3 separate regions of the Homo sapiens genome follow, and regions 1 and 3 are each linked to region 2. A link is an interaction called in ENCODE POLR2A ChIA-PET data of the cell type or tissue named here. Cell type or tissue: CD4-positive, alpha-beta T cell. All regions are shown on one strand. Each heading gives the region's core, and the rest is flanking DNA. Links, peaks and the distances in the headings are about the cores only. Region 1 overlaps SAMHD1 (SAM and HD domain containing deoxynucleoside triphosphate triphosphohydrolase 1). Region 2 overlaps RBL1 (RB transcriptional corepressor like 1). Region 3 has its middle 24 kb from the start of SAMHD1.

Region 1 (6,446 bases), core at 895-5,894, 110 kb after region 2:
TGTACCTCAGCCTCCTGAGCAGCTGGGATTACAGGCGCCCACCACCACACCCGGCTAATTTTAGTAATTTTAGTAGAGACGGGGTTTCACCATCTTGGCCAGGCTGGTCTTGATCTCCTGACCTTGTGAGCCACCTGCCTCGGCCTCCCAAAGTACTGGGATTACAGGTATGAGCCACTGTGCCCAGCCCCAAAATTGAGGCTTTTTATTTACCTTGTTGCAATTTATTTATTTTATGTATTCTTAACCACCTCAGATCTTTCCTGGAAAAATAATGAAAGTATCTATAGACAGGTCAGTTGGATTTGTTTTTAAATATTAATTAAAAGCTAACAGGGGCTGGGTGTGGTGGCTCACACCTGTAATCCCAGCACTTTTTTTTTTTTTGAGATGGAGTCTCACTCCGTCGCCCAGGCTGGAGTGCAATGGCACGATCTCAGCTCACTGCAACCTCTGCCTCCAGGGTTCAAGTGATTCTCCTGCCTCAGTCTCCCAAGTAGCTGGGATTACAGGTGCCCACCACCACGCCTGGCTAATTTTTGTATTTTTTAGTAGAGACAGGGTTTCACCACGTTGGCCAGGGTGGTCTTGATTTCTTGACCTCGTGATCCGCCCGCCTCGGCCTCTCAAAATGCTGAGATTACAGGCATGAGCCACCGTGCCCGGCCAATCTCAGCACTTTGGGAGGCCGGGGCAGGCGGATCACTTGAGATCATGAGTTCGAGACCAGCCTGAGCAACATGGTGAAACCCCGTCTCTAGTAAAAATACAAAAATTAGCAAGGCGTGGTGGCGCACGCTGCAGCTACTTGGGAGGCTGAGGCAGGAGAATAGCTTGAACCCGGGAGGCCAAGGTTGCAGTGAACTGAGATAGCACCATTGCACTCCAGCCTGGGTGACAGAGTGAGAATCAGTCTCAAAATAAATAAATAAATAAATAAAAGCTAATGGGTCGGTTGCTGATACAACTAATTATGTATATTTGATTATTTAATTTTTCTGTATTCTCTATTTACTCTGGTACAGAGTTGCTCTTTCAAACCAGATCATTTTCTTACCTGTCAGGAAATGCGTAAGTTAAAAAAGCATTCATAATCTTAGAGAAGGCGATGCCTCTGTTACATACAACTAAGCTGAGACGTTGGTCTGCATTTCCATTATGCAGTGTAGAGCCAGGAGGAAGTGGACAGGGAAGAATAGACAGTCTTTGAGATTTTCATGAAGTACTCACAGTATATTACTTTGGTTTTCTGTTTGTGTAGAAGCATTTTTAGTTAGGCACAACATGTGTCTATACTCAAATGTTCATTCATCAACAAATATTTATCGAACCTTACTAAGCCCTACCAAACCACAAAAAGATAACAATCGCCTCTGTCCTCATGTAGCTCAGAGTTCAGGGGAAAAGAATTTAGGAATGGCTCAGATGGAAGTGCTGGAAGTGCATTTAAGTACTTCATCTCCAATTATGTTGTAAACATTACAAAGCCAGATATTCCTACTTTAAAAAAAAACTGTGGTAAAATACACAGAATAGAAAATACATAGTCTTAAGTGTTTTTTAAGTGTACAGTTTAGTAGGGTTAAATGCATTCACATTGTGCAACCAATCGATTGCCAAAACTCTTATCATCTTACAAAACCAAACTTGCCAAAACTCTTATCATCTTACAAAACCAAACTTGCCAAAACTCTTATCATCTTACAAAACCAAACTTGCCGGGTGCAGTGGCTCACACCTGGAATCCCAGCACTTTGGGAGGCTGAGGCCAGTGGATCACCTGAGGTCAGGAGTTCAAGATCAGCCTGGGCAACATGGCGAAACCCCGTCTCTACTAAAAATACAAAACCAGCCGGGCATGGTGGAGTGTACCTGTAATCCCAGCTACTCCTGAGGTTGCAGTGAGCTGAGATCAGGCCAGTGCACTCCAGCCTGGGCAACACAGCGAGACTCCATCTCAAAAAAAAAAAAAAAAAAACACGAAACTGTATACGTATTAAACAACTCTTCATGTCTCCCCCCGCAACCCCCCGCAACCCCCTAGTAACTACCATTCTACTTTTTTTTTTTTTTTTTTTTTGGAGACGGAGTTTCGCTCTTGTTGCCCAGGCTGGAGTGCAATGGCGCAATCTCGGCTCACCACAACCTCCGCCTCCTCGGTTCAAGTGATTCTCCTGCCTCAGCCTTCCAAGTAGCTGGGATTACAGCCTTCCAAGCAGCCTTCCAAGTAGCTGCCTCAGCCTTCCAAGTAGCTGGGATTACAGCCTTCCAAGTAGCTGGCACCTGCCACCACGCCCAGCTAATTTTGTATTTTTAGTAGAGATGGAGTTTCACCACATTGGCCAGGCTGTTCTTGAACTCCCGACCTCAGGTGATCTGCCCACCTCAGCCTCCCAAAGTGCTGGGATTACAGGCATAAGCCACCGCACCCGGCCCTCTTTTTTTTGTTTATGAATTTGGCTACTCTAGGTACCTCATCTTAGTGAAATCATATAATATTTGTCTTTTTGTCACTGGCTTATTTCACTTAGCATAATTTCCTCAAAGTTCATCTATGTTGTAGCATGTGTCAGTATTTCTTTCCTTTTTTATTTTTTATTTTTTATTTTTAAATTATTTTTTATTTCCTTTTTAAGGTTGAATAATATTTTATCATATGTATCTACCACATTTTGTTTATACATTCATTTGTTGATGGATACCTGTTGCTTTTACCTCTTGGCTATTTTGAGTAGTGCTGCTATGAACATGTCTGTACAAATATATTCTCTTTCTTTTTTTGGGGGGAGGGTGGTGGGGACGGAATCTTGCTCTGTTGCCCAGGCTGGAGTGCAATGGCAAGATCTCGGCTCACTGCAACCTGTACCTCTTGGGTTCAAGCAATTCTCCTGCCTCAGCCTCCCAAATAGCTGGGATTACAGGTACCTGCCACCATGCTGAGCTAATTTTTGTATTTTTTAGTAGAGATGGGGCTTCAACATGTTGGCCAGGCTGGTCTCGAACCCCTGACCTCAAGTGATCTGCCCGCCTCAGCCTCCCAAAGTGCTGGGATTACAGGCGTGAGCCCCTGAGCCCAGCCAATCTTTTCAAGACCTACTTTCGTTATTGTGGGTGTATACCCAGAAGTGAAATTGCTAAATCACTGTGGTAATTCCGTTTTTAATTTTTGTGGAGCACCCATACTGTTTTCCATGGCAGCTACACCATAATACATCCCCACTAACAGTGCACAGGCTTCCAACTTCTTCACATCATGTCCAACACTTGTTATTTTCTGGTTTTCTTTTTTTAATAGTAGCTATCCTAAGGGGTGTGAAGTGGTATCTCACTGTGGTTTTGATGTGCATTCCTCTAATGATTGGTGATATTGAGCCAGAGGTCCTGCTTTTGGGATTCCGTTTGTGTGTGTTCCTGCCTAGTTCTGAAATATACTGTTCAGTAAAGTTGCCCTAAAGGTATGTTAGAATGTTTAAGGAAACATACTGAAGTTCTTGAGGACCAGAACTATCACTCCTCTTGCAAACAGAAAAGTGACTTTTTGTGTTTTTGCTCTGCAGGGTGGGGTATCTAGCAGGATGTCTAGTTCACGCACTGGGTGAAAAACAACCAGAGCTGCAGATAAGTGAACGAGATGTTCTCTGTGTTCAGATTGCTGGACTTTGTCATGATCTCGGTAAGCTGTACAAAGAGACAAAGTTGTTATGTAAAATCATAACATATGTTACCTCTCTTTGACGTTAAAAAATCAGATCAACCAAGAGAATATGGAAATTGTATTTTAATTCTTCAGTTGATGTTAGTATAAATGTACTGTTGCTTCTTCCTAGAATGATTCATAAGTAGAAAACATTGCTATTTTATTTTCTTGGCAACTTTCAGTGAATTTCTCATGTTAAACATCTTTGCTAAAGTGGTTTTTTTGTTGTTGTTTTTTTTTTGAGACAGAGTTTTGCTCTGTTGCCCACGCTGGAGTGAGTGGCTCATTATCGGTTCACTGCAACCTCCGCTTCCTGGTTTCAAGCAATTCTCGTGCCTCAGCCTCCCGAGTAGCTGGGATTACAGGCATGCACCACCATATCCAGCTAATTTTTGTATTTTTAGCAGAGACGGGGTTTCACCATGTTGGCCAGGCTGGTCTCGAACTCCTGACCTCAGGTGATCCACCAGCCTCAGCCTCCCAAAGTGCTGGGATTACAGGCATGAGCCACCGTGCCCGGCCATCATGTTTACTACAGGTTATATGAAAGGGCTTTTTGCTAGTGAGTTTTTCTTACTACTGCTTTTAGGATGATATGTGAATTTTATTTTTCTTTTATCCTTCTTATGCTTATTTTTTTTTTTTTTTTTGGTCTTTTTTTTTCTTCCTTTTTGTGGAGAACAGGATCTCGCTATATTGCCCAGGCAGGTCTCGAACTCCTAGGCTCAAGCTATCCTCCCGCCTCTCCTCCCTGAGAGCTGGGATTACAGGTGTAAGCCACCGCGCCTGGCCTTGTCCTTCTTATCAAATAAAATCACCATTTTTCCTTCGGTTATTTGGTGAAATCCATTTTTTTTCATATTTATAATCTCTAATCTGCCCAAGTGGATTAACACATTTAGAGAACTCCTTGTCTTTTCTGATCCATGTGAGGTCTTAGGCCACTTTAATCCAAGCAAAAGAATATAATCCTTTTCCTGTGACAAAGAGAAAGGGGACTGTCCCATTTATTTTTTTATTTTTGAGATGGAGTCTTGCTCTGTCACACAGATTGGAGTGCAGTTGGCACTATCTTGGCTCACTGCAACCTCCGCCTCCTGGGTTCAAGTGATTCTTCTGCCTCAGCCTCCCGAGTAGCGCCTGGCTAATTTTTTTCTATTTTTAGTAGAGATGCAGTTTCATCATGTTGTTGAAACTGGTCTCGAACTCCTGACCTCAAGTGATTCACCTCCCTTGGCCTCCCAAAGTGTTGGGAATACAGGCATAAGTCACCACGTTGGGCCGGGACTGTTCCTTTTAAATCATGGGGGTTTTTACCTCTATCCTTATAGTTTATTCCTACTTATTCAGGGACTCTGAGAGTTTGTGTGTACCCTCAGGGCAGGGGAAGGGAGGTGCATGCCACTGTTTGGATAGCCAGATACTTAAAGCAAGTAGGCACTCTTTTTATGTCCCCCGGAGACTTACAAAGAACCAATACCAGCCCCTAGATGATAAATTTGATGGATTCTTGGTATTTTGAGGGAGAATCATTGGGAAACCTTTGCCAGTCCCCAGGAGCCTGAGCACTGCATTAGCGAGCCTTTATGTGTAGCCTGTGACTTGCAAAGCAGGGCCAAGGCTAGTCTAGGTAGACTTCCCTCTCCAGTTAAGTGGCTCACTTCTTTTTTTTTTTTTTTCAGATGGAGTCTCGCTCTGTTGCCCAGGCTGGAGTGCAATGGTACGATCTTGGCTCACCACAACCTCCACCTCCCAGGTTCAAGCCATTCTCCTGCCTCAGCCTCCCAAGTAGCTGGGACTACAGGCACATGCCACCATGCCCAGCTAATTATTATAGTTTTAGTAGAGATGAGGTTTCACCATATTGGTCAGGCTGGTCTCAAACTCCTGACCTCAGGTGATCCACCCGCCTCAGCCTCCCAAAGTGCTGAGATTACAGGCATGAGCCACCACACCCGGCCAAAGATAGATTTTTTTAAGCTTGAGAGTTATAAGAGAAATTCTAATTTTTTCTTCCTGCACCCCAGTGGATTTTCTTTTTTTTTTTTCCCGAGACAGAATCTCGCTCTGTTGCCCAGGCTGGAGTGCAGTGGCGCAATCTCGGCTCACTGCAACCTCCGCCTCCCGGGTTCAAGCGATTCTCCTGCCTCAGCCTCCTGAGTAGGTAGTATTACAGGCGCCTGCCACCACACCCGCCTAATTTTTGTATTTTTAGTAGAAACAGGGTTTCACCATCTTAGCCAGGCTTGTCTTGAACTCCTGACCTCGTGATCTACCCGCCTCGGCCTCCCAAAGTGCTGGGATTACAGGCATGAGCCACCGCGCCCAGCCCCTTTTTTTTTCTTTTGAGATGGAGTCTTGCTCTGTCACCCAGGCTGGGGTGTAGTGGTGTGATCTTGGCTCACTGCAAGCTCCGCTTCCCAGGTTCACGCCATTCTCCTGTCTCAGCCTCCCGAGTAGCTGGGACTACAGGTGCCCGCCACCAAGCCCGGCTAATTTTTTGTATTTTTAGTAGAGACAGGGTTTTTACCATGTTGGCCGGGCTGGTCTCGAACTCCTGACTCAAAGTGATCCACCCACCTCAGCCTCCCAAAGTGCTGGGATTACAGGCATGAGCCACCACACCTGGCCCTAGTGGATTTTCTTGAAACTGCTATTTTAATCCAGATATTTTCAATCTGAAGATTTCAAAAAGTTTTTGGCATTAACATTCTTTTTAGTTACACAGAATTGTCCATTTATCAAGCCC
Region 2 (6,446 bases), core at 928-5,927:
CATTCTGCCTGTGTCCTCAGTTGCTATGTATTTTAGATCAGATTCTTTTGTTTTAAGTGTCTCACTGCAGGTCCTTATGCTTGATCATCGTCCCTTCTGCTGAGTAATTTGTCATCCTTCATATATTGTGGTTTACAGTTACAAATGACTGCTAGTTTTACTGATGATGGAGTTTCTGTTTTTTATCCTCCCTTGATTTGGGGCGATACTTGTTTTTTGTTTGTTTGTTTTAGTTTTTTGTTTTTTCTGAGACTGAGTCTCGCTGTGTCGCCCAGTATGGAGTGTGGTGGCGTGATCTTGGCTCATTGCAACCTCTGCCTCACAGGTTTAAGTGATTCCACTGCCTCAGCCTCCGGAGTAACTGGGATCACAGGCACGCGCCACCACACCCAGCTAATTTTTGTATTTTTAGTAGAGACGGGGTTTCACCATCATGGCCAAGCTGGTCTTGAACTCCTGACCTCAAGCAATCCACCTGCCTCGGCCTCCCAAAGTGCCGAGATTACAGGGGTGAGCCACCACACTCAGCCAATCTAGGGTGATATTTGAAAGAAAGAAGGCAACAAATACCATTTTTAAAACTGAAAACTTATATTAAACTTAATGGTAAAGTAGGACTTTTACTTTCTCAGTGAAGTATTTCTTTTTCTGAACAGTTTTGTCTAAACTGTGACATATTACCTTTCATTTCTGTGTTTTGATAAATAAACCCTTATGTTGACAAAACAATTAACTGTCATTAAGAAAAATAACCAATTCTAATGCTTTTCTGTTGATGGGAATACTGACTTTTATTATTTGTTCAGATTTCAAAGCAGATTGTTATGTACACCTTATTTAAATTTATTCCCTACCCACTGAGCAAGAATAGGTATTATAGGAAAACTACCAATTTGAGAACTCAAATTTTTATCTCCAGTAATCTAGTGTAATATAATTTGCACGTTATTTTTTCTTGTTTTTATAGGTTTCTTTATGGAATGGCAAAGACTGAAATTGCTGAAAAATATTAAACTGTGGTCTTTCTCTTCCCCCAGGTTCTTTTAGAGCAAGATATATTTCATCGTTCCTTGATGGCTTGTTGTTTGGAAATTGTGCTCTTTGCCTATAGCTCACCTCGTACTTTTCCTTGGATTATTGAAGTTCTCAACTTGCAACCATTTTACTTTTATAAGGTGAGATGAAAACAAAGTTCTGTTATGAGATGAAAACAGTGTTTCTCACAGAAACATTGTATTTATCTTAGTGCTGAAGAAAAACACTGTTGTGATATCTGGAAAGTGTTTCCAGATGTGTTCTGAAAATATATATTCCTGGCTAGGCATGGTGGCTCACGCCTGTAATCCCAGCACTTTGAAAGGCCAAGGTGGGAGGATTATCTGAGGTCAGGAGTTCGAGACCAGCCTGGCCAAAATGGTGAAACTCCGTCTCTACTAAAAATACCAAAAAAAATTAGCCAGGCATTGTGGCGAGCACCTGTAATCTCAGCTGCTTGAGAGGCTGAGGCAGGAGAATTGCTTTAACCTGGGAGGTGGAGGTTTGCAGTGAGCGGAGATCATACAATTACACTCCAGCCTAGACGACAGGAGCAAAATTCTGTCTCAAAAAAAAAAAAAAAGATAATATATATTCCTCTTGGGTGAAACCAAGAACACAAGAGAGAGTTGAGCATACAGTGGCTCACACCTATAATCCCAGCACTTTGGAAAACTGAGGCTGGAGGATGGCTTGAGTCCAGGAGTTTGAGGTTACAGTGAGGTATGATTATGCCACCACACTCCAGCCTGGGCACCTAAGCAAGACCCTGTTTCAAAGAAAAAAAAAGAGAGAGAGAAGGTGAGAGTATCAGTAAATTAAGTCAATCTTACAGCTTCAGTTCCTTTGTTAACACGGACTTGAAAATGTGACCTGGAACTAGTACTTAACTTCAAATTTTCCATATTTATGAATGAAAATTATAATCCTATTAAACAAATGCATGATGAAGAACAAAAAACGCTTTCTACCAAGAGGAAGGAAGACCTAAAATTGATTTTGGTGGTGGTCTAACTAATAAAGCCGTAATAATAGATTATGCTTCTTCCCCAAGTTTGAGCTAATTCAGTGTGAATGAATCTTACTTACCTTACCTTTATTTTTCTTGCTAGAACTATTTTTGTTAATCTTTTCAAAATAAAACAGAGGTCATAGCTATTGAACTACATCATCACCCTCAATAACGTTTAGTCATCACAGTCAATAACGTTTAATGTTACATAGTATCGAACTTTAAGACTAATGCTACTGTTACGCTTCTTGGCATGATTTAGTTAATATTTAGTCATCTAGGTACTTTTCTACTGGTGATAGAAAAATTGGTTTGAAGAGTTAAATTTTTATACCTAAAGTATGCCTGAATTAAAGTTGTAGAAAATGCAGGTCATTGGAAAGCTTATCTGTGTGAATTACTGAGTGTGATTAAAGTATTTTTAGGTTTCTTAGGGAGAAGTGATTCTACTATACACTCACTTTAATGTTAATGTGTGTATTCAACTTTTGCCATTAGGAAAAAGTTTAGTTTTGTCAACAACCTCATAGTAATTGGTTTTTATTTATAACATCCTTATTTTATTCAAGCAGCTAAATGCCTTTTTTTTCAATAGAGACTCGGTTTCACTATGTTGCCCAGGCTGGTCTCGAACTCCTGGTCTCAAGCAATCCTCTCACTGTGGCCTCCTAAAGTGCTGGGATTACAGGCATGAGCCACTGTGTCGGCCTCCTTTGTTTTTTTAAATGACATAAATGATATGTGCTCATTGAAGAAAATCATAAACATAAATGTGGGCCAGGCACGGTGGCTCATGCCTATAATCCCAGCACTTTGGGAGGCCAAGGCGGGCGGATCATGAGGTCAGGAGATTGAGACCATCCTGGCTAATATAGTAAAACCCCATCTCTACTAAAAATACAAAAAATTAGCCAGGCATGGGGGCACGTGCCTGTAGTCCCAGCTACCCGGGAGGCTGAGGCAGGAGAATCGCTTGAACCTGGGAGGCAGAGATTGCAGTGAGCCGAGATGGCGCCGCTGCACTCCAGCCTGGGTGACAGAGTGAGACTCCGTCTCAAAATAAATAAATAAATAAATAAATAAATAAATAAATAAATAAGTAAATAAATGTGAATATTAAAGTCATACATCATAATCTATTAACAATCATATTATTAATATTTTGTGTATATAAACTTTATTCTAGATACTTCCCTTATAAAATGGAATTATAGTGTATATACGCAAAGTCACTTTAAATAGTTCATTCATTCTGTTATTTTGAGTTAGTGGAAAAAATAGTCTGGAAAGGAGCAATACATTCAAAATAGAACTAGACTTGGAACCCAAGACCTGACTTCTCCCACTGTTGGTCTGTTGACCAGTTTTCACCTATCGTTGCCTCAAGTTGTCATTTATAATATAAAACGTGAAAAACAGAAATATATGTGAACATATTTTAAAGAACTTAAAAACTCCTTTATAAATTAGAAGATGTTAGTAAGCCACAGAATTATGGTTCAAAGATGACTTTGGTTCTGTGCCACAGAATAAGGCCACAGTGGCCGGGCGCAGTGGCTCACAACTGTAGTCCCAGCACTTTGGGAGGCCTAGGCGGGCAGATCACCTGAGGTCAGGAGTTCTAGACCAGCCTAGCCAACATGGTGAAACCTCGGCTCTACTAAAAACTACAAAAATTAGCCAGGTGTGGTGGCAGGTGCCTGTAATCCCAGCTACTCGGGAGGCTGAGGCAGGAGAATCACTTGAACCTGGGAGGCAGAGGTTGCAGTGAGCCAAGATCACACCACTGTACTCCAGCCTGGGCAACAGAGGGAAACTCCGTCTCAAAAAAAAGAAGAAGAAGAAGAAAGCCACAGCTAGTCCTACATGCAAGTCCAGACTAGAACTAACTGCTTGAAACCACATTGCCTTCTCACTTTCTCCTCTGCAGGTTATTGAGGTGGTGATCCGCTCAGAAGAGGGGCTCTCAAGGGACATGGTGAAACACCTAAACAGCATTGAAGAACAGATTTTGGAGAGTTTAGCATGGAGTCACGATTCTGCACTGTGGGAGGCTCTCCAGGTTTCTGCAAACAAAGTTCCTACCTGTGAAGAAGTGAGTCTGGGCAAGGCTGATAATCGTATCATTAAAAAAAAAAAAAAAAAAACCAGCTTTATTGAGAGATAATTCCTATACCATAGAGTTCACCCATTTTAAGTGTACAATTCAGTGGTTTTAGTATATAAATAGATATGTGCAGCCATAACCACAATTTTAGAATATAGTCATCACTTCAAAAAGAAACCTACATCCTTTAGCTATCACTTCCCTACCCCCGAATCTTCTCCCTAGCTGTAAGTAACCACTAATCTACTTTCTGTCTCCATAAATTTGCCTATTCTAGACATTTCATATAAATGGAATCATAAAAATGTAGTCCCTTTTGACTGGGCATCTGTCACTTAGCATAATGTTTTTAAGGTTCATCCATGTTGTAGAATGTATCGGTATTTCATTTCCTCTCTTTTTTTAAGGCGGGGTTTCACTCTTGCCCGGGCTGGTGTGCAGTGGACAAAGATGGTGCACTGACTACACCCTCAACTTCCTCGGCCCAAACTGTCCTTCTGCCTCTCAAGTAGCTGAGACCACAGGCACATACCACCACACCCACACCCGGCTAATTTTTTTTTCTTTCTGTTTTTCTTTTTTTGAGATGGAGTCTTGCTCTGTCACCCAGGCTGGAGAGCAGTGGCACAGTCTCGGCTCACTGCAACGTCTGCCTCCCAGTTCAAGCAATTCTCTGTCTCAGCCTCCCGTGTAGCTGGGATTATAGGCACCCACCACCACACCCGGCTAATTTTTTTTGTACTTTTTTTAGTAGAGACGGGGTTTCACCATCTTGTCCAGGCTGTTCTTGAACTCCTGACCTCATGCTCCACCTGCCTCAGCCTCCCAAAGTGCTGGGATTAGAGGCTAGAGGCTTGAGCCACCGCGCCTGGCCACACCCGGCTAATTGTGTGTGTGTGTGTGTGTGTGTGCACGCGCGCATGTGTGTGTAGAGACAGGATCTTGCCATGTTGCACAGGCTGATCTCAAACTCCTGAGCTCAAGCAGTCCTCCCATCTCAGCCTCCCAAAGTGCTAGAATTGCAAGTGTGAGCCACCACATCTGGCTCATTTCCTTTTGTTGCTAAGTAATATTCCATTGTATGGATGCTACATTTTATTTATCCATTCATCGGTTGATAAATATTTGAGTTGTTTCCACCTTTTGACTTTTTTTTTTTTTTTTTTGGAGGGGGGGGGACAAGATCTCACTCTGTCACCCAGGCTGGAGTGCAGTGGCGCCATCACGGCTCACTGCAGCCTCAACCTCCCAGGCACAAATGATCTCCCCACAGCCTTCTGAGTAGCTGGGACTACAGGCACACACACCACACCTGGCTAATTTTTGTAGTTTTTGTAGAGATGGGATCTCCCTATGTTGCCCAGGCTAGTCTTGAATTCCTGGGCTCAAGCGATCCTCCCACCTCAGTTTCCCAAAGTGCTGGGATTACAGGCATGAGCCACCACAACTAACCCCTTTTGGCTATTATGATTGATGCTGCTATGAACATTCAGGCACAAGTTTTTGTGTGAACATATGTACATATGTTTTCATTTTTCTTGGAGTGGAATTGCAGGTTCATATGGTAACTCTGTTTAAGCTTTTGGGAAACTGTCAGACTGCTTTCTAAAATGGCTGCACCATTTTATTGTTCCTACGGTCAATGTAGAAAGATTCCAGTTTCTTCATATCCTTGCTAATGCTTGTTATTATCTGCCTTTTTAATCCTGCCATTCTAGTAGGAGTGAAGTAATATCTCATTGTGGTTTTATTTGCATTTCCCTGGTGGCTAATGATGATCAACATCTTTTTATGTGCTTGTAAGCTGTTTGCATATCTTCTTTGGAGAAATGTCTATTCAGATCTTTTGCCCATTTTGTAATTGGGTTGTCTTTTTATTATTGAATTATAGGAGTTCTTCATCTATTCTAGATACAAATCCCTTATCAGATAAATGATTTGCAAAATGTTTCTCCCATTTTCTAGGTTGTCTTTTCACTTTCTTTTTTTTTTTTTTTTTTTGAGACAAAGTCTTGCTCTGTTGCCCAGGCTGGAGTGCGGTGGCGTGATCTCGGCTCACTGCAAGCTCCACCTCCCGGGTTCACGCCATTCTCCAGCCTCAGCCTCCTGAGTAGCTGGGACTACAAGCACCCACCACCACGCCCAGCTAATTTCTTTATATTTGTGGTAGAGGCAGGGTTTCACCGTGTTAGCCAGGATGGTCTTCCAAAGTGCTGGGATTACAGGCATGAGCCACTGCACCTGGCCTGTCTTTTCACTTTCTTGATGGTGTCTTTGAAATGCAAAAATTTT
Region 3 (6,446 bases), core at 604-5,603, 69 kb after region 2:
CTCATGCCTGTAATCCCAGCACTTTGGGAGGCCGAGGCATGTGGATCACCTGAGGTCAGGAGTTGGAGACCAGCCTGGCCAACCTAGTGAAACCCCGTCTCTACTAAAAATACAAAAATTAGCTGGGCATGGTGGTGGGCGCCTATAATCCCAGCTACTCAGGAGGCTGAGGCAGGAGAATCGCTTGAACCTGGGAGGCGGAGGTTGCAGTGAGCCAAGATTGTGCCACTGCACTCCAACCTGGGCGACAAGAGCAAAACTCCATCTCAAAATAAATAATAAATACATAAATAATGGGAGATTCAGACATTGGAACACAACATTAAAATTGTCACAGAATGCCAGGCCCGGTAGCTCACACCTGTAATCCCAGCACTTTGGGAGGCCGAGGTGGGCGGAAATTCGAGACCTGAGGTCAGAAGTTCCAGACCAGCCTGACCAACATGGAGAAACCCCGTCTCTACTAAAATACGAAAAAATTAGCCGGGTGTGGTGGCACATCACTATAATCCCAGCTACTTGGAAGGCTGAGGCAGGAGAATCGCTTGAACCTGGGAGGTGAAGGTTGCGGTGAGCCGAGATCGTGCCATTGCACTCTAGCCTGGGCAACACGAATGAAACTCTGTCTCAAAAAAAATTAATTAAAAAAATTGTCACAGAAGTCTAATTTAGACAATACAAGGATGACCCTGATATATTAAGTGATATCTGTGAACCATTTTTACATTAAAAATACATAATATATGCATGTTTTTTAAAGTCTGGGAAGATTCACTTCTAAAGATGGCCTTGATGTAGAACAACTAGAACTTTTACACATTGCTGGTTGGAATGCAAAATGGGTAGTAGCCACTTTGGGAAAGAATATGGCAATATCTTATGAAGTTTGACATATACTTACCATTTGACCCATGAACCCAACACATACAAAATTAAAGGGAAATAAAAATGTATGATCAGGCCGGGGGCGGTGGCTCATGCTTGTTGTGATCCCAGCACTTTGGGAGGCTGAGGCGGATGGGTCACTTGAGGCCAGGAGTTCAAGACCAACCTGGGCAACATGGCGTGACTCCGTCTCTACAAAACATACAAAAAAATAGCACACTCGCTCCCTCTCTCTCTCTCCCTCTCCCTCTCCCTCACCCTCCCCCTCTCCCTCTCCCCTCTTTCCACGGTCTCCCTCTCCCTCTCCCTCTCTTTCCACGGTCTCCCTCTCCCTCTCCCTCTCCCTCTCTTTCCACGGTCTCCCTCTCCCTCTCTTTCCACGGTCTCCCTCTCATGCCGAGCCGAAGCTGGACTGTGCTGCTGCCATCTCGGCTCACTGCAACCTCCCTGCCTGATTGTCCTGCCTCAGCCTGCCGAGTGCCTGCAATTGCAGGCGCGCGCCGCCACGCCTGACTGGTTTTCGTATTTTTTTGGTGGAGACGGGGTTTCGCTGTGATGGCCGGGCCGGTCTCCAGCTCCTGACCGCGAGTGATCCGCCAGCCTCGGCCTCCCGAGGTGCCGGGATTGCAGACAGAGTCTCGTTAACTCAGTGCTCAATGGTGCCCAGGCTGGAGTGCAGTGGCGTGATCTCGGCTCGCTACAACCTCCACCTCCCAGCCGCCTGCCTTGGCCCCCCAAAGTGCCGAGATTGCAGCCTCTGCCCGGCCGCTACCCCGTCTGGGAAGTGAGGAGCGTCTCTGCCTGGCCGCCCATCGTCTGGGATGTGAGGAGCCCCTCTGCCTGGCTGCCCAGTCTGGAAAGTGAGGAGCGCCTCTTCCCGGTCGCCATCCCATCTAGGAAGTGAGGAGCGTCTCTGCCCGGCTGCCCATCGTCTGAGATGTGGGGAGTGCCTCTGCCCTGCTGCCCCGTCTGGGATGTGAGGAGCGCCTCGGCCCGGCCGCGACCCTGTCTGGGAGGTGAGGAGCGTCTCTGCCCGGCCGCCCTGTCTGAGAAGTGAGGAGACCCCCCGCCTGGCAACCGCCCCGTCTGAGAAGTGAGGAGCCCCTCCGCCCTGCTGCCACCCCGTCTGGGAAGTGAGGAGCGTCTCCGCCCAGCAGCCACCCTGTCCGGGAGGGAGGTGGGGGTCAGCCCCCCACCCGGCCAGCCGCCCCGTCCGGGAGGTGAGGGGCGCCTCTGCCCGGCCGCCCCTACTGGGAAGTGAGGAGCCCCTCTGCCTGGCCAGCCGCCCTGTCCGGGAGGGAGGTGGGGGGGTCAGCCCCCCGCCCGGCCAGCCGCCCCGTCTGGGAGGTGAGGGGCGCCTCTGCCCGGCTGCCCCTACTGGGAAGTGAGGAGCCCCTCTGCCTGGCCAGCCGCCCCGTCCGGGAGGGAGGTGGGGGGGTCAGCCCCCCGCCCGGCCAGCTGCCCCGTCCGGGAGGTGAGGGGCGCCTCTGCCCGGCTGCCCCTACTGGGAAGTGAGGAGCCCCTCTGCCCGGCCAGCCGCCCCGTCCGGGAGGGAGGTGGGGGGTCAGCCCCCCGCCCGGCCAGCCGCCCAGTCCGGGAGGGAGGTGGGGGGGTCAGCCCCCCTCCCGGCCAGCCGCCCCGTCCGGGAGGGAGGTGGGGGGGTCAGCCCCCTGCCCGGCCAGCCGCCCTGTCCGGGAGGTGAGGGGCGCCTCTGCCCGGCCGCCCCTACTGGGAAGTCAGGAGCCCCTCTGCCCGGCCACCACCCCGTCTGGGAGGTGTACCCAACAGCTCACTGAGAACGGGCCATGATGACAATGGCGGTTTTGTGGAATAGAAAAGGGGGAAAGGTGGGAAAAAGAATGAGAAATCGGATGGTTGCCGTGTCTGTGTAGAAAGAAGTAGACATGGGAGACTTTTCATTTTGTTCTGTACTAAGAAAAATTCTTCTGCCTTGGGATCCTGTTGATCTGTGACCTTACCCCCAACCCTGTGCTCTCTGAAACATGTGCTGTGTCCACTCAGGGTTAAATGGATTAAGGGTGGTGCAAGATGTGCTTTGTTAAACAGACGCTTGAAGGCAGCATGCTGGTTAAGAGTCATCACCACTCCCTAATCTCAAGTACCCAGGGACACAAACACTCTGCCTAGGAAAACCAGAGACCTTTGTTCACTTGTTTATCTGCTGACCTTCCCTCCACTATTGTCCTATGACCCTGCCAAATCCCCCCCTGCGAGAAACACCCAAGAATGATCAATAAAAAAATAAAAAAATAAAAAAATAAAAAATAAAAAATAAAAAAAATAAAAAAAAAAAATAGCACACTCCTGTAGTCCCAGCTACTTGGGAGGCTGAGGTAGGAGGATTGCTTGAGCCCAGGAAGTTGAGGCTGCAGTGAGCCATGATCACACCACCACACTCCAGTCTGGGCAACAGAGGGAAAAAAATGTTGAAAGACTGCACACAAATGTTTATATTGATAGTTATTCATATTAATCAAACCCTGCAAACAACCCAAACATCCATTAACTGGTTACAAAGGAAGATTGCTCAGCAATAGAAAATAAATATTGATACATGCAATAAAGATGAATCTCAAAAACATAATACTAAGTAAAAGAACTAAAATACAAAAGACTATATACTTTGCATATATAAAAATATTTACATGAAATTTTCAAAAAGGCAAAATCATAGTGACATAAAACAGAGCAACAGTTGCCTGGGCGTGTGGCAGGAAGGATGTGGGGAGGGCAGGGAAGAAGATCAAAGGGCATGAGAAAACTTTTTAGAGTGATGGAAATATTCTATATTTTGTTTGTGGTGGTAGTTTTACAGCTATATGCATCACTAAAATTCATCGAATTGTGCACTTAAGACAGGTGTATTTTATTGTATGTAAATTTTATTTTATGTAAAACTGTACACTTAAGACAGGTTTATTTTATTGTATTTTATTGCATGTAATAAAGCTGGAAAAATTCATCATGTTTTACGACTTAAGATTTGCATAATTTCCTTCATGTAAAAAAAAATTGTAATAAACAATTAAAAACAGGTGACCTTTTATAATGGAGCAGCTTAACTTCAAAATTAATTTTATTTTACTTTTATTAGTTTTTGAGACAGGCTCACGATGTGTCACCCAGGCTGGAGTGCAGTGGCGTGATTAGAGCTCCCTGCAGCCTCAAGCTTCTGGGCTCAAGCAATCCTCCCACCTCAGCTTCTCAAGTAGCTGGGACTACAGGCAAGCAGCATTTCACCTGCCTAACTTTCTTTTTTTTTTTTTTTTGAGATGGATTCTTGCTCTGTCACCCAGGCTAGAGTACAGTGGCATGATCTTGGCTCACTGCAACCTCTGCCTCCCGGGTTCAAGCGATTCTTCTGCCTCAGCCTCCTGAGTAGCTGGGACCACAGGCACGTGCCATCACACCTGGCTAATTTTTGTATTTTTTAGTAGAGACGAGGTTTCACCATATTGGCCAGGCTGGTCTCGATCTCCTGACCTCGTGATCCACCTGCCTCAGCCTCCCAAAGTGCTGGGATTATAGGCTTGAGCCACTGCGCCCGGCCTACAAAGCTTTTTTTATGAGATGGAGTCCCGCTCTGTGGCCCAGGCTGGAGTGCAGTGGCACGATCTCAATGCAACCTCCGCCTCCCAGGTTCATTTCTCCTGCCTCAGCCTCCCAAATAGCTGGGACTACAGGCGAACGCCACCATGTCTGGCTAATTTTTGTATTTTTAGTAGAGACAGGGTTTTGCCATGTTGGCCAAGAGGGTCTGGAACTCCTGACCTCAAGTGATCCGTCCACCTTGGCCTCCAAAAGCGCTGGGATTACAGGTATGAGCCACTGTGCCTGGCCTGTTTTACTATTATTAAAATTAAGTGATTAAGTAGTAACAAAAAAACTGAGACTTTCTAGTGATTTTTGATCCTAAGCCTTCTCTCACTGTTGGGCCTTCATTTGTGTACTTAAAATCAATATATGTACAAGTGTTGCACTGGTTTAAAGATTCTAATGGTGAAAGTTACCGGATTACTGTATCTAGAAACCAATCTTGGAAATGGGAGATGATGCTCTTTTTTCTTTTTTAATTTTCTTAAATTTTTTCTTTATTTTTGGCTGGGCGCGGTGGCTCACACCTGTAATCCCAGCACTTTGGGAGGCTGAGACAGGGGGATCACGAGGTCAGGAGATTGAGACCATCCTGGCTAACACGGTGAAAACCCGTCTCTATTAAAAATATAAAAAATTAGCCGGGCGCGGTAGCGGGCGCCTGTAGTCCCAGCTACTCGGGAGGCTGAGGCAGGAGAATGGCGTGAACCCGGGAGGCGGAGCTTGCAGGGAGCAGAGCTCAGGCCACTGCACTTCAGCCTGGGCGACAGAGCGAGACTCCGTCTCAAAAAATAAATAAATAAATAAATAAAAATTTTCTTTATTTTTTTGAGATGGAGTCTTGCTCTGTTGCCTAGGTTGGAGTACAGTGGTGCGATCTCAGCTCACTGCAATCTCCGCCTCGTGGGTTCAAGTGATTCTCATGCTTCAGCCTCCTGAGTAACTGGGATTACCGGTGCGGGCCACCACGCACAGCTAATTTTTTGTATTTTAGTAGAGATGGGGTTTCACTATGTTCATCAGGCTGGTCTTGATCACCTCAGGTGATCCGCCGGTCTCGGCCTCCCAAAGTGTTGTTGAGATTACAGGCAAGAGCCACCGTGCCTGGCCATTAAGTTTTTTCTCTTGTTTAATTAACTTCAATTCTGCCACTTCCTAGATACTCTTTTAAAATAGCTGAAATTATTGTGTGCTTAGTCTCACTCTGTCCTTGTTTTGTTGTATAATATTTTTTATTTTATTTTATTTTATTTTTTGAGACAGAGTCTTGCTCTGTCACCCAGGCTGGAGTGCAGTGGTGTGATCTCAGTTCACTGCAACCTCTGCTTCCCAGATTCAAGCAATTCTCCTGCCTTAGCCTCCGGAGTCGCTGGGATTACAGGCATGCATCACCAACCTGGCTAATTTTGTATTTTTAGTAGAGACGGGGTTTCACCATGTTGGTCAGGCTGATCTCAAACTCCTGACCTTAGCTGATCTGCCTGCCTCTGCCTCCCAAAATGCTGAGATTACAGGCGTGAGCCACCGCGCCCAGCCTGTTGTATAGTATTTAAATGAAAGGGACATAGAAGAAAATAGTTGTTGAGGTTTTAAGATAATCATTCCTACTTTCTCTGTTACTCTATTTAAAACGATGACAAGAAAAATTCATTGTCTTACTTTGCTAAGTTTGGCCTAGGAGCTGTCAGTCTTTTTTTTTTGAGACGGTCTCACCATGTTGCCTAGGCTGGAGTGCACTGGCAGTCTCAGCTCACTGCAATCTCCACCTCTCAGGTTCAAGCAATTTTCAGGACTCAGCCTCCCGAGTAGCTGCCATTACAGGCATGCGCCACCAGACCTGGCTAATTTTTTTTTTTTTTTTTTTGAGACACTGTTTTGCTCCTGTTGCCCAGGCTGGAGTGGGCAACAGGATTAATGCACATGCTTGAGCCCACTCACCCAACTCC

What was found. ChIA-PET counts read pairs that join two places held together with the same protein. Peaks named below come from ENCODE experiments on the same cell type or tissue, not always from the same donor. Only the 100,000 strongest peaks of a DNase experiment are listed, where the experiment ranks them.
Region 1: POLR2A ChIA-PET joins it to region 2 with 7 read pairs; 4 of 35 experiments call an interaction of 5 or more read pairs at or near these places.
Region 3: POLR2A ChIA-PET joins it to region 2 with 8 read pairs; 7 of 35 experiments call an interaction of 5 or more read pairs at or near these places.

Annotation. Positions count from the first base shown.
Region 1 is chr20:36,927,987-36,934,432 of GRCh38, reverse strand. SAMHD1 (SAM and HD domain containing deoxynucleoside triphosphate triphosphohydrolase 1) reads left to right here. Exons shown (of 16, transcript NM_015474.4): 5 at 3,558-3,673. Among named protein-coding and RNA genes, the nearest start is that of SAMHD1, 20 kb to the left of the region's middle. In CD4-positive, alpha-beta T cell, for the core only: no CTCF peak of the experiment used is centred there; a DNase peak (open chromatin) is centred at 3,602; H3K4me3 peaks cover 445 bases; H3K27ac peaks cover 3,142 bases.
Region 2 is chr20:37,041,782-37,048,227 of GRCh38, reverse strand. RBL1 (RB transcriptional corepressor like 1) reads left to right here. Exons shown (of 22, transcript NM_002895.5): 12 at 1,038-1,175; 13 at 3,978-4,142. Among named protein-coding and RNA genes, the nearest start is that of RBL1, 51 kb to the left of the region's middle. RefSeq lists enhancers at 3,795-3,964, 4,705-4,804. In CD4-positive, alpha-beta T cell, for the core only: no CTCF peak of the experiment used is centred there; DNase peaks (open chromatin) are centred at 3,957 and 4,607; H3K4me3 peaks cover 1,260 bases; H3K27ac peaks cover 1,818 bases.
Region 3 is chr20:36,972,462-36,978,907 of GRCh38, reverse strand. No RefSeq gene overlaps it. Among named protein-coding and RNA genes, the nearest start is that of SAMHD1, 24 kb to the right of the region's middle. RefSeq lists enhancers at 2,087-2,657, 2,658-3,229. In CD4-positive, alpha-beta T cell, for the core only: no CTCF peak of the experiment used is centred there; DNase peaks (open chromatin) are centred at 3,627 and 4,057; H3K4me3 peaks cover 653 bases; H3K27ac peaks cover 2,153 bases.